4 separate regions of the Homo sapiens genome follow, and all the other regions are linked to region 1. A link is a contact called in ENCODE Hi-C or POLR2A ChIA-PET data. All regions are on one chromosome and are shown on one strand. The core of a region is the stretch at or near the end of the contact, and the rest is flanking DNA. Distances in the headings are between cores, read along the strand shown. Region 1 holds the start of IQGAP2 (IQ motif containing GTPase activating protein 2). Region 2 holds the start of WDR41 (WD repeat domain 41). Region 3 holds the start of ENC1 (ectodermal-neural cortex 1). Region 4 holds the start of ANKRD31 (ankyrin repeat domain 31).

What was found. A loop is a pair of places that touch in the nucleus more often than their neighbours do. ChIA-PET counts read pairs that join two places held with the same protein, here RNA polymerase II (POLR2A). Pooled maps may share reads with other maps.
Region 2: a map with no recorded cell type shows a loop between it and region 1 (12-fold over the local background). The contact joins the promoter of WDR41 here to the promoter of IQGAP2 in region 1. A Hi-C loop is called at or near these places in 3 of 37 single-sample maps with no recorded cell type and 9 of 50 pooled maps. POLR2A ChIA-PET finds 5 or more read pairs at or near these places in 3 of 52 experiments (CD8-positive, alpha-beta memory T cell, H1 and activated T-cell).
Region 3: a map of natural killer cell shows a loop between it and region 1 (5-fold over the local background). The contact joins the promoter of ENC1 here to the promoter of IQGAP2 in region 1. A Hi-C loop is called at or near these places in 1 of 168 maps with a recorded cell type or tissue (natural killer cell), 4 of 37 single-sample maps with no recorded cell type and 7 of 50 pooled maps.
Region 4: a map of naive thymus-derived CD4-positive, alpha-beta T cell shows a loop between it and region 1 (3-fold over the local background). The contact joins the promoter of ANKRD31 here to the promoter of IQGAP2 in region 1. A Hi-C loop is called at or near these places in 1 of 168 maps with a recorded cell type or tissue (naive thymus-derived CD4-positive, alpha-beta T cell), 1 of 37 single-sample maps with no recorded cell type and 7 of 50 pooled maps. POLR2A ChIA-PET finds 5 or more read pairs at or near these places in 2 of 52 experiments (activated CD4-positive, alpha-beta T cell and activated CD4-positive, alpha-beta memory T cell).

What each region holds. Positions count from the first base shown.
Region 1 is chr5:76,401,373-76,404,597 of GRCh38, forward strand. It overlaps IQGAP2 (IQ motif containing GTPase activating protein 2), which reads left to right and starts at 1,913. Exons shown (of 36, transcript NM_006633.5): 1 at 1,913-2,219. The coding sequence starts at 2,174. RefSeq lists silencers at 1,595-1,944, 2,115-2,224 and an enhancer at 1,878-2,378.
Region 2 is chr5:77,490,740-77,493,617 of GRCh38, forward strand. WDR41 (WD repeat domain 41) reads right to left here and starts at 1,577. Exons shown (of 13, transcript NM_018268.4): 1 at 1,431-1,577. The coding sequence starts at 1,481. RefSeq lists an enhancer at 1,039-1,962 and silencers at 1,083-1,302, 1,743-1,882.
Region 3 is chr5:74,639,399-74,642,238 of GRCh38, forward strand. It overlaps ENC1 (ectodermal-neural cortex 1), which reads right to left and starts at 1,330. Exons shown (of 3, transcript NM_003633.4): 1 at 909-1,330. It also overlaps a transcript of HEXB not described here. RefSeq lists enhancers at 779-1,138, 1,600-2,315, 2,316-2,840 and a silencer at 1,179-1,438.
Region 4 is chr5:75,235,294-75,238,296 of GRCh38, forward strand. ANKRD31 (ankyrin repeat domain 31) reads right to left here and starts at 1,585. Exons shown (of 26, transcript NM_001372053.1): 1 at 1,290-1,585. The coding sequence starts at 1,393. LOC124901006 (a long non-coding RNA gene) reads left to right here and starts at 1,745. Exons shown (of 2, transcript XR_007058823.1): 1 at 1,745-2,073. RefSeq lists an enhancer at 1,306-1,475 and a silencer at 1,526-1,825.

The sequences.
Region 1 (3,225 bases), core at 663-3,162:
TTTAGTTCAGAGTGATTTTTTCACCCACCTCTAAATATATAGACTACTCATTTATTTGGGCTCTAAGTCATACACTCATACGAAAATTGTTATGTGTAAATACTTAATTGTTAACACTTGACAAATGCAACAACAGAAATGGAATGAACTTTAGACATCATTTAATTCAGCATCTCCTGACATGCACGAAAATCCCCTTCCACATTTCTCCTTTGGGTGAATATCAATTGACAGGGTGCCGAGCCTCAAATGTGGCCATTTCGCCTCTGAATTGTTCTTAGACTGAGAGGCATCTGCTTTTTAAGAAAGGAAAACTCCATTCATCCCATTCCAAACAGGTGAGAATCTAATGCCATCAGGGAAAAAAAAAAAATATTTTGCTATCCCGTCTGAATTGAGAGTTCCCTGTGTACAGTTTACGTCCCTGTGAGCATCTACCACTCACAGAGCCACCCTAAGCACGCTCTGCAGTGTCAGCATCACCTGGCAGTATGCTAGAAATTAGAAATGCAAATTCATGAGCACCAGCCCAGACCCATTGAGTCGGAAATTCTGAGGGTGGGGCCCAAGAATGTGAGTTTCAACAAGTTTGAGAAGGACTGCGTCTCCTATATGAAATGGAAAACAGCTGCTCATCCTCTGTATCCTTGCATAATAAAAAATGATTAGTGTCACTATGCCACCATTTCCTCAGCGAAATAATTTCCATCCCCCCACCGCCTCCGAGGGTCTTGCACTCTCACCCAGGCTGGAGTGCACTGGTGCAATCACAACCCACAGCAGCCTTGTCCTCTCGGGCTCAAGCAATCCTCCCACCTCAGCTTCCTGAGTAGCTTGGGACTGCAGGCGCAACCACCACGCCCGGCTAATACGGCTAATATTATTTTTTCATTTTTTGGAGAGACGGGGTCTCGCTATGTTGCCCAGGCTGGTCTGGAACTCTTGGGCTCAAGGGATCCTTGTGCCTCGGCTTCACAAAGTGCTGGGATTACAGGCGTGAGCCGCCGCGCCCGGCTCTAAATAATTTCTTATCGCCCTCCCTCAGTTTGTTTTTCCTGTTATCGGGTCACCCACACATTCCACAATTGTCAAATAGGTGAGGGCACAGGTACGGAAGCGTCCCGCATTCCCTCCAGATTTTATCACGCTGAGACACAAAGAGAAAAATAGCTCCTGGCGACCGCATGAAAACCCCGATTTCAAAACAGCCACATGCAGTTTAATTTCCTTAAAAGCTTAGCCGGAAAAGGTTTCTGTGGCTTGCGACCCCAGCTGGGCTTGAGAGAAGGCTCTGCACACTGGGGCGGGGGCGGGCACAAGGTGATCGGAGGGAGGGGGATGACTCGCAGTTGTGTTTTGAGTGGTTGCCTTGGGTTATCTTGTTCCTCCAGCACACACACACTCAGTTTCTTGTCATAAGGGGAACCCTGTTATTTTGTAGACAAAAAGTGACAGAAGCAACTTTCGAAGCAAAAAAAAAAAAAAAACAAAAAAAAACAAAACCAAAAAGACGAAGAAGAAGAACAAAAGTCAACGTGAAATCTCCCCAGAGGAAAAGGAACCGCGCTGTTTGTCCCTCAGTAACTGAGCAACACCCCGGACACGAAGGGCTCCCTGTGACTTCTGCGGTTTTTCTTGCACTTCTCCGCGTTGGTTCACTTCCACCCTCGAAACTCTCCAGAAGCGAGAAATAAGGCGGGGTGGCCGCCACCCCCAGGCCACCAGCTGTGCGGGGGCCCCAGCTGCAGGGGGTCCCGGCCCAGCGTCCCTCTCGGCCCCTTCCCTCTCCCCCGGGGGAGAAGGGGCGGGTCCACGCGGCCTGGGCGCTGCGCCCGACACGCGGTAGGGGTCGCTGCGTCTCGGCGCGCGCTCCCACCGCGGTGAATAACGGGGCCTGGCTGGAGGAGAAAGGAAACCTGCTGCGGGAGGCGGCGGCGACCGGCCAGGGAGCGAGGGAGGAGAGTTCACTTTTACTTCAGTGTCAGCGCGCGGCGGCCGTGGCTGGCTCTGGCGAGAGAGCACCGAGGGAGTGGGTCGCAGATCTTCGGGCGGCTAGGGGAAATCGGCGAGAGGCGGGATCCGAGCGCGCCGGCGGGGCGCAGAGCCCGCGAGCCTGGCCAGCGAGGGTAGCCGCGGGGGGCGCGCCCCGGGCGGGCCCCCGGAGACGCGCAGGATGCCACACGAAGAGCTGCCGTCGCTGCAGAGACCCCGCTATGGCTGTAAGTGCGCCGGGCGCGCGGGGTTCCTGCTGGCCTTGGGGAGCTCCCTCCCCGAGGACGGCGTTGGAGAAGCCGAGGGAGCCGGTTGCGCGGCGCAGAGGAAATTGGAAGGCAGCAACTGCGCGGCTGGCAAAGTTGGGAGCTGGAGTTGCAAAGGGCAGTGAATCGCGTCCCCCCGCTCCTCCCGCCCCCCAATTCCTAATATCCAGCTGGCAACCCAGACCCTCCACTCCGCATACCCAAACGGGGTGCGCGGGCAGTGCGGGGATTGCGCTCTGGGACAGACCAGGTTGGGATTTTAGGGGTATCAGGTGAGGAGTCCGCGGAGCTCCGGGTCGCCGCCGGCTTGGGCCAGGGGGTGGCGTAAGGCACCGGATTCTTCCAACCCAGAAGGGGAGGAAAGTTTGTTTGCTGTGGCTACAGGTGGGCACCGCAAGTAGGGCGCCGGCGCACTCTGCTAGTGCAAAGCCGGCTTGACTGGAAGGGCGGGAGTCTCCTCCTGTCCCGCGCCCTCGAACTTCACCTGACCCGCTAGAGCCATTGGCCTCACAGGTGTAAGTCCCTCCCCTCTGAAACCCCCCAACCCCTTTCCCCCCCGCTCCCCTCGCGCGGGAGGATTGCTGTGTGGAGAGGACGCGGCACTAGGCTCCGGGGAATCCGGCGGGAGCCCGCGTGACTTGAACGAGATGGTGTCGATTACCCAGCCAGGGGCTGCCCTCGGAAATAGGTTGCTTTGGCCGATCGTGAGTGGATGGAGCCAGATTAACACCAACCACGTGGCTTCATGTGCAGAGTTCAGAGTCCTAAACATGTGCCAGGAAGCATTTCCTTTAAAACAAACAGAAAGTTGGCCTGCTGTCTCTCCAAGGTGGCCCTGTCAGTGAACCCAAGGCCGAAGACCACAGGTTAATCTTTGCCCAGGCTGGCCTTGGTGGCAGAGGTACCAGGTTTGGGTTAAGGTGGTGATACCTTCAGCAGGGTGTTTTGTTTGTGTGTGTGTGTGGTT
Region 2 (2,878 bases), core at 327-2,826, 1.1 Mb after region 1:
TAACATGATTAACCAAAGAACCAGGTTAAAACAGAATTATCCAAAATGTCGTATATACCATATATGGCTATTCAATAATCCACAATCTCAAGGATTTAGGATTAATCTGAAATAAGAAATTTTTAAAAACAGACAATACCGTCAACTGCAAAGACATGCGGAAGTTAAAATTGAGAAGACTGCCTACTCTCAACAATCCAATTTCTTACTTTTAACAATCTAAACAAATACTTCTTATGAGAAATAAAATGCAATTCACAAATTCTGTTCTTGTCAGGCCTCTGAGCCCAAGCTAAGCCATCGCATCCCCGGTGACTTGCACATATACGCCCAGATGGCCTGAAATAACTGAAGAATCACAAAAGAAGTGAAAATGCCCTGCCCCGCCTTAACTGATGACATTCCACCACAAAAGTGAAAATGGCCGGTCCTCGCCTTAAGTGATGACATTACCTTGTAAAAGTCCTTTTCCTGGCTCATCCTGGCTCAAAAAGCTCCCCTGAGCACCTTGCCCCACTCCTGCCCGCCAGAGAACAACTCCCCTTTGACTGTAATTTTCCTTTACCTACCCAAATCCTATAAAACGGCCCCACCCCTATCTCCCTTCGCTGACTCTCTTTTCGGACTCAGCCCGCCTGCACCCAGGTGATTAAAAGCTTTTATTGCTCACACAAAGCCTGTTTGGTGGTCTCTTCACACGGACGCGCATGAAAGTTCTTGTGTGGCATACGAAATAAATTTGGGACCTCAAAATTTCCAAGACTGCAAAAATTATTTTATTCACATTTCAAATGTAAATTTCATTACACACGGTCTATTCAATTATTCGGGCCCATGAAGAAAGTGTGACTATGAAACCAAAAACAGCAGTTAATTAGAAAATCATGTTCTTGACCTTGAAGCAGATTACTTTTTAAAAATAATTATATCCTTTTTCGGTTGTTGGATAAGTAAATTAATTTTATATTCCCTGACCAAGTATCAGTAGACGCCAGGAAGAGACACCAATTCAAATAAACCAAAAGTGGAAAGCTGCGGTCACAACTCGTTCGTTTCTAGCTAAATCGTATACTTTTTAAGTGGAAATGAAGATAGTTTCGGTAGCCAGAAGCCCTAAGTTGTCACAGGTCCCAATAGGACTGCTGACCAGCTGAGCGTCCCTGAGCCAGGATCTCACGATTCAGCTAGCCGTGGGACGGGGCCGGGGGTCTGCAGCTCCAGGGTGCGCCTGGGGTCCCGCCGGGTCTGAGGAGCTCCGGCTCCCGCGCCCTCCGCCCCCACCGTCGTGAGAACAGCGCGTGGCACGAGCTCAGCAGCCAGCCCCGCCTCCGCCCGGGTCCCCGCGGTCGGAACCCAGGAAGGCCGAACCGGAACGAAGCCGCCCCTCCAGCAAGCTCGACGGACGCAGAGCAGACCCACCCGGGGTTTACCTCGGCCAGTCCCTGCGGTTCTCGGCCTCCCCCGATCAGCCATCGCAACATCCGGGCAGCGGCGGCGTCTTGCCCGGTCCAGCCCCAGTCAGCCCAAACTCCGCCCCAGGCTCGGCCTCCTCCTTCCTCCCCGGCTGCAGCGCAACTGAGACGCTAATACTTCCCGCCCCAGATCAGCCCACGGGCCGAAGGAATGCAGACCACAGTTGAGGGAGAATTTTTGTCCCCAAAGCGCTCCCGTACCCAGCCACGGAGGCTTAGTTTGGGCAGTCGCTTGGGGTGCGGCGGCCGACGGCGGGGGCGGCTGCGGCGATTGCGGGGCGCGCGCTGCTCCGAGTGAGCACGCGCGGGAGCGCCGCCGGGTAGCGCACGGAGCTTAGGTAGCTCGAGCGGCCCCTGGTGGACGCGCGCGGAGCAGCAACCCGACCCCGGCGAGCAAGCGCGCACGAAGAATAATGCCCCTCCCTGTGACATGGCTTTAGTATCCTCCACTTCCTAGGGTACCAGGAAATCTCCCCTGCTTTCCCAAGAGCTTGCTGAAGAAGGTGTACCGCAGTAGACTTCTGCATCCAGACAAATCCAGTGGCTCATGTGTACAGCCGAATAAATCCGGCCAACATTTACTGTGTGCTATAGTACAGCTACTGTGCTAAGGCTTTACATAAATCCTCATGGTAAACCTATATCCTCTATTTTACACATCAAGAAACTAAAGCTCTGAATGATTAGGTAATTTGTCTAAAGATAACAGCTAGGAAGTGGCTACATTGGTAGTGTTCTTGACCGTATGCTATATTAACATAGAATCTCCCTAAAGAATAGAAGGCAGTTCATATACCTTTTTTTGACTACTACATTTTCTTAGGTAGTCAAAGGGCTGTGGTTATCTATGCTGACTGCATATCAGAATTACCTGGGTAGCTTTTGAAAATGTAGATTCCTGGCTTCCACCTCAGACTCATTAAAATAATCTTTGTGGTTGGGACGTAGGAATCGGGGTTTTGGGAAGGCTCCTCAGGTGATTCTGATGAGTAGCAAGGTCTGAAAATCACTGGTCTAGGAACTACTTATACATATCATGTTTGCAAAAGTATAAATATATATATTTGCATATGTATTAGGTTCAAATAATCCTCCTAGCAGTAAATTGTTGTAGGGAATCTACAAATGTCCCAACTAATGCATTAATTCAGCAAACATGTATTGGACACAGATGCACTAGAGAAGCAGAAAGGAATCACATAAAATGCTGCTCTGGAGGGACAAGGCATAATGTCCCAGTCACCAATAAGAGAGAGCCATACATCCCACTTTAAGCTAAGTTGGTTGTGAGCAGCTACACAAACTTACAGTCCCTCTGGAACTCGGATCTCCTATAATTCATCTTTGTATTCCTTTTGAGTGCACTCGGCAAGAACACACTCCCAAGGATCAGGAGCATGTTGCCT
Region 3 (2,840 bases), core at 80-2,579, 1.8 Mb before region 1:
AGAAAGGGCTGCTATTACTGTGAACATCAAAAGGGCTTCAGTTACAGTAACTTCAGTTCACTTCATGCTCCTAACTCAGGCTCTCTGCCTCCAATGCTTAGCGTCCCGCACCCTTCTCCAGGTTTTGAACCTGATCTCAATCCAATCAAAAGAGAAACTAAGCAGATTTTTTTCTGGGCATTTACATTACCGGTAACAATAGAACATTATAAAGATCTTGTTAACAAAAGTAGCTTCTTGCCAGAGTCTTTTTATTAACACTTGCAACGCTATTTAACAAGCTGGCCATGCCTGTGTGACACCAAACCGCATGTGGATAAATTCAGTGTTTCATCTCCAGGCCCACCAATTCCTATCCTTTGTAACTAATAATGTTAACACGACAGATCAAGAAACTAGTTTTTCAGAAAGCAGTTTTCATTCATTCTCTATAGACATTTCCGCCGCAGTGAACATGCCCGCACTCAGGGTGTCTGTGCATGGCCCCAACTTTCCTCCAAGCCGGGGAGGATGCAACGTGGGCCAACCATCCCGCGCGCTCGGCCCTGGAGGCTGCGGGGAGCGACGCAGCGCGACATTCACCCCCAGGAAAGCGCTGCTTTCCGCAGAGGAGAGAGGCTGACTGTATCCTTAGCTCGGCTCCTCGCTTCCCCAGCGGCTCGCCCCAGACATTGCACCGCGGAGGGGAGGCCGGTCGACCTCTCCGGCGATGCCCGGCTTCTGCCTGCTGTGGGAGGGCAGCGGCGGGCACCGTGATCTCCGCACCGAGAAGAGCTCCCCTTGCCCTCTAGTCGAAGCTCCCGAGTGCTCGGAGCACGCTCACCCCTCGCGAACACACCCCTGCAGCCGAAGCAGCCCCTGAAGCCCGCAGCGCCTGCAACAGGTCCGGGGCAGTGGGGGAAACTTACAGCAGTGGCGACTGGCCGCAACGCACAACTGAGTTCTAGCGACGGTCACGGGCAAGGAGGCGACGAACCGGTCGTCTCAGCCCAGGGAAGCGGTGGCGAATGCCCCGGAGAAAGGAGGGCCAGCCGGGGAGAGGACTGCGCCCCGAACGATGGCTCGCGGACCGGCTACCGATGGCGTTCGCCTCCGTCTGTCGTCCCCACGCCGCGGACCCGGTGTCCAGGACCCGCAGAGCGTCTCCGGAGCGCGTCACGGTAGGGCAGAGCAAGCCTGCCACTGCAGGCGCCGCGGAAGGAGGCGGGCTGTGCGCTCGGGGGAGGGAGCTAGAAAGCGCCTTGTGTGCCGGCGGCCGCCAGGCGTCTGGACCGGGTCTCCGCAGCGCCACCGCCGCACCGCCTCCTCTCCGGCTGCCAGAGCAGTCTGCGCCCCGCCGCCGTGCGCCCCGCTATAAGTGGCGCGGCGGGGAGGGGAGGGGGCGCGTATGCAAAGAGACCGACACCGGGGGAGGGAGGAAGCGCATTAGCGCGGCCTGTGGTGTAGGAGGAGGAAGAGGAGGAGAAGGAGTGGGAGGAGGAGAGGAGCTAGAGAAGAGCGTGTCGGGGGAGTTAATCGGGAGAGGAAGCGGGAGAGGGGGGCTGCGGGGAGTGCAGAGAGACAAAGCGGACGCACTGTCTCAGCCGCTGGCAGCTGCAACCCCGGGAACCGAGAATAAAATAAGTTTTCCCGGGTTCGAGTGTCTGCGCCTCTTTGGGCCAGCCTGGTTAATGGACAGCCCCGGATCTGAGGGACCCACCTTAGGGGAGCGCAGCCCGGGGCTGTGCGCTTGGTGATGCCAGAGCCCGCGAGATGCTCTAAAAAGGGCTGCAAGGGGCGAGCTGGGTATCCGCAGGACAGGCCCTGGGCACGCATAGACAGCGCCTTGGGTAGGACACCCAGAGTGGGGAGAGATAGTGGCAATGGACGGGCAAAAGTCTGGACAGTTTAGGGACACTCGGGTTGAGCAAGCCAGGACGTTTAAGTTTCTTGCTGGCAGAGAGCCAAAGAGACTCCAGCCCCAGGCATTTCCTATGTGTCCTCCCTCCCCACTCCCCAGTGGGTGCGGCACCCCCGGCTGGACTCTGCCCTAAGCCAGGCGACTGCAGGGGCAGCCGGGGCGCAGTCCTGCGGGGCGCGCACCACGTGCTTTTCAGCCAATCGCCGCGGCCGCTTGATTCAAAGTGAACTCCTCAAAGCAGCAGCCACGCCGCCTCCTCTCCTAGCGATTAAGCCTCCATCACCTTCTCCTGTTTTTTATCGCTCGGTGGTGTTAGTTTGGAGTTCAGTAAAGAAATGGCCCAGCACACACACACGTTTAATAGTCCCGCGTGTCAGGAGAAGGGAAGGCGATTCGAAAAATAATCTCGCGTGGTGATCACTTTTACGAATCCCATTTATCTTTGCAACTAGAGGCTTGTCTTTCCACTGGGAGTTAAAATATCTGTCTTTTATTCGGTATTTGGAGCTAAGTCTATAAATGAACGGGATAGATGACCGGTCCAGCCCCCTTGTTTTACAGGTGGGGAACCGAGGCCCAGGGAGATGTGAATTGCCTGGCTCGTAGTCACTTAGCAACAATGTCCCAGCTCTGCAGCTCGAGAGTGAGGGCCCCACGACAGAGTTTATTCCGTCCCCGGGTCCCCGCGTCCCCAAGCGCCCGCGCTTCGCCTCCCAGCTTGCTTTAAAACACTAGGCGCAGGAGCGATTTAAACTGGCTAAGGAGGCCCCACATGGCGCTTCCAGAGTCCAGACTGCTGAAACCAAGACTGTCAGTTCTTCATTCTAATTTCATTTTCCTTTATCCTTGTTCCTTCCTGGTATTTGCGCCGAGAAATTTCGCTCCTTGCAAACAAAGAAAGACAGTGCCCTCTGAAGTCCTTTGTTAGCATTAACTCGGC
Region 4 (3,003 bases), core at 335-2,834, 1.2 Mb before region 1:
GGAGTGCAGTGGAGTCATTTTGGCTCATAGCAACCTCTGCCTGTTTCTCATTACAACCAAAAACTCCGAATGAATATTTTTTAAAAACTACTCGAGAACCTTGAAAAGTAAACAATAGCAGGTAGATTGGGGACTGAAGTTGAAATCTTAATAACAACCCATTTATTGACGAGTTTCAGTTTGTTTTCGGTTTTTTGGTTCTTTTTTGTCTTTCAGCTTTGAACCATCCAGTGGGCACAGACAGTAAACCTATTTTTATCCAGAAGACCAAGGAAAATGACCCCTGCATGCCAGAAGGTATAGGACAAAGCCCAGGGCTTTATGTTGCTTTCTCTCTCACCTCCCAGCCCTGCCCCAAGGCTGGCCCTAGCCTCAGAGCAGACACCAACCATGGCAACTGGGGAACATAAAACTCAAGAGAAAGTGTCTACCAGAGGAACTGGGAAAAGGGATCGGTATTGCCTGAAAAGTGTGGACAGAATCCCCCTTTTTTCTCTCTTTTCTTAACTCTGTGCTAAAGGCTGTCCCCCTTGTAAGGAACTGCTGTATAGTGAAAAGGCTAACACTCAAAGAAACCTGTCTTTCTGATCATATGAACTGGCAAGTGGGTATGATGAGGAAAGGGGGCAGGAGAATCCTGGAGAAGAGAGAGAGGGAAAGGAGAATGACCTAATTCTGTGTACGATCCAACTTAAGTCCCAGACACAGCCCTGAGCACATATGAAGCAGACCTAGTGGCCTCATCCCTGCCCTCTTTTCCCTGTGTCTAGCACAGAGAATATGTTAGAGAAAGGTTTCGATAACCTGAAATACCGACTTTTTTGGATTCGTATAAAACTATTCGTTTCCAGTTTGGCAGGGACCAGTTTCCCCATCACACATTCTTTTCTTGAGAGAAACTGTTACCCATTTTCCTAGAACTGAGCTACGAGTCTCTTGAAGCAAAATGAAGTCTCCTGAAACAAAATGCAGTTAAGTTCAGACCCAAGATCTTTTTTGCTTGTGCAAAAAGACTTAAAGCCCCCAAAAGGAAAGCCTTTTGAAAAATGCTATAAAGCCACCTAGTACAAACCTCATTTTATCCCTAGCTGGTTGGGGGTAGGTGGGAACAGACTGTGTTTGCTTATTTACAAGCTCTCAGCTCAGGCACGGCTGCCCCACAAGGCTCTGATCCTGCCCACAAGCACATGTTCTGGTCACGATCTCCACTCAAAACTCTGACCCCCTCAGAGGGCACCTGGGCCGCCCTGGCGCGAGGGTTCAGGCACTGTGGCCCTAATGATGGTCACCTTCTCCAGGGCAGCTCCTTTTCTTCCAGGTCGCTCTCCGTCACTGAACCCTCTATCACAGTTTCATCACTGTCCCAGTCTGGGGCCTGGACGCCTTCCTCCATCTTTGCCTCACATTCAAAGTCTTTTTTACCCTCCTCTAACTCCCTCTTGCCCGCAAACAAAAAAACGCTTTGAGGGCCAGGGGAAATTGTGAATTAAAAATAAAAATAATATAATCGCAGCAGGAGCCGGGACTTGTCGCAGGGCTGCTGAGGAGGACGCAGGCGGCCGCGAGCGCGGCGGGGTAGCAGTCTGCGAGGCGGCCCGCGGGTCCCGCCGCTCGTCGCAGACAGGGGGCAGCCGCTCGCCACACGACGGAGCCCTGCGCAGCGCTCGGCCCCGCCCCCAGCTCCCGTGGCCGGAAGTGGGAGGCCGCGCGCGCGCGCGCAGGCCTACTCTGGGCGTGGCCTGCCGCTGCGTGTTTTTTTCACGGTTTCTCATTCTCGGTCGCTAGGCTTTGAGGGTGCTGGGGTTGCTGCTGCAGAGACCAGAAAGGCAGGCGTGGCGCACCCAGAACTCAGACCGAGCCTGCTTAACACCCTTGGCCGGGAGGGTGACCTGCCATGCACCTGATGCTTGTGAGCCCCAGATACGGGAAGAGCTGTCAGCTCCTGCCCGCCCCAGCAGCCCTGGCATTCTGGAGCCAGAATGCGACCTTAGACCTAAAGAGAGTTTTTGCAGCCCACCAAGTGCTTCCTTTCCCTTTAATCCCTTGACAGCCTCTCCTCAAGTGTCCTCTGAGGTAGACAAAACAGATACGTTTATCAGAAGTTTTAGCTCATCAACTAATCTCAGTGATGTATTTTGCATTTTTTTTTTCTCTCAACAACGCTTTGGTTACCTGAAATACAGATTATGCAGGAAAGGCAGGATAAATGCTTTATTTTTTCCTCTTTTATCAATTTTTATAATAATAGTAATGCCTAGCAACCTCCAAAAGTAGTCAATTGCGTTTTAATGAAGTACTAGAATTTTATATATTTGATGTGTTTCAGTCTAGTTGAACATTTTTAATTCAAACTAATTCAAAACAAAGCCAAGTGAGCTTCCACTTGCCAAGTGAGAAGAAGATTCAAGAAAAGACCAAGTTGTTTTCCCATAGCAAGTGTTTAGTATTCACCTTGGAGTCTCCAGCATCTAGCACATATAAAGTCTAAGTTTTGTCATAAATGGATGGAGCTAGAGATTTCTGACTTCCCAATTCATTGCCCTTTTCACTATATGGAGTAGCTTTGCCATTATTATCATTATTATTATTTTGTGTTTTTACTATGTATATTCAAGCCACTGCTATTTAAAATGCTTGATTGGTGATTATCTTCTAAACTTAACTTGAGGCTGGGGGTGGTGGCTCTACCTGTAACCTCAATGCATTGGAGGCCGAGGCAGGAGGATTGCTTGAGACCAGAAGTTCAAGACCAGCCTGGGCAACATGGTGAGACCCCTATCTCTGCAAAAAATTTGTTTTTAATTAGCAGGGCATGGTAGCATGGGCCTGTAGTCCCAGCTACTCAGGTTGAGGCGGGAGGATCGCTTGAGCCCAGGAGTTTGAGGTTATAATGAGCTATGATTGAGCAAACGCACTCCAGCCTGAGCAACAGAGTCATACCATGTCTCAAAAAATAAAAAAATAAACTTACTTGAATAAGTAACTTACTTAAATAAAATTCCT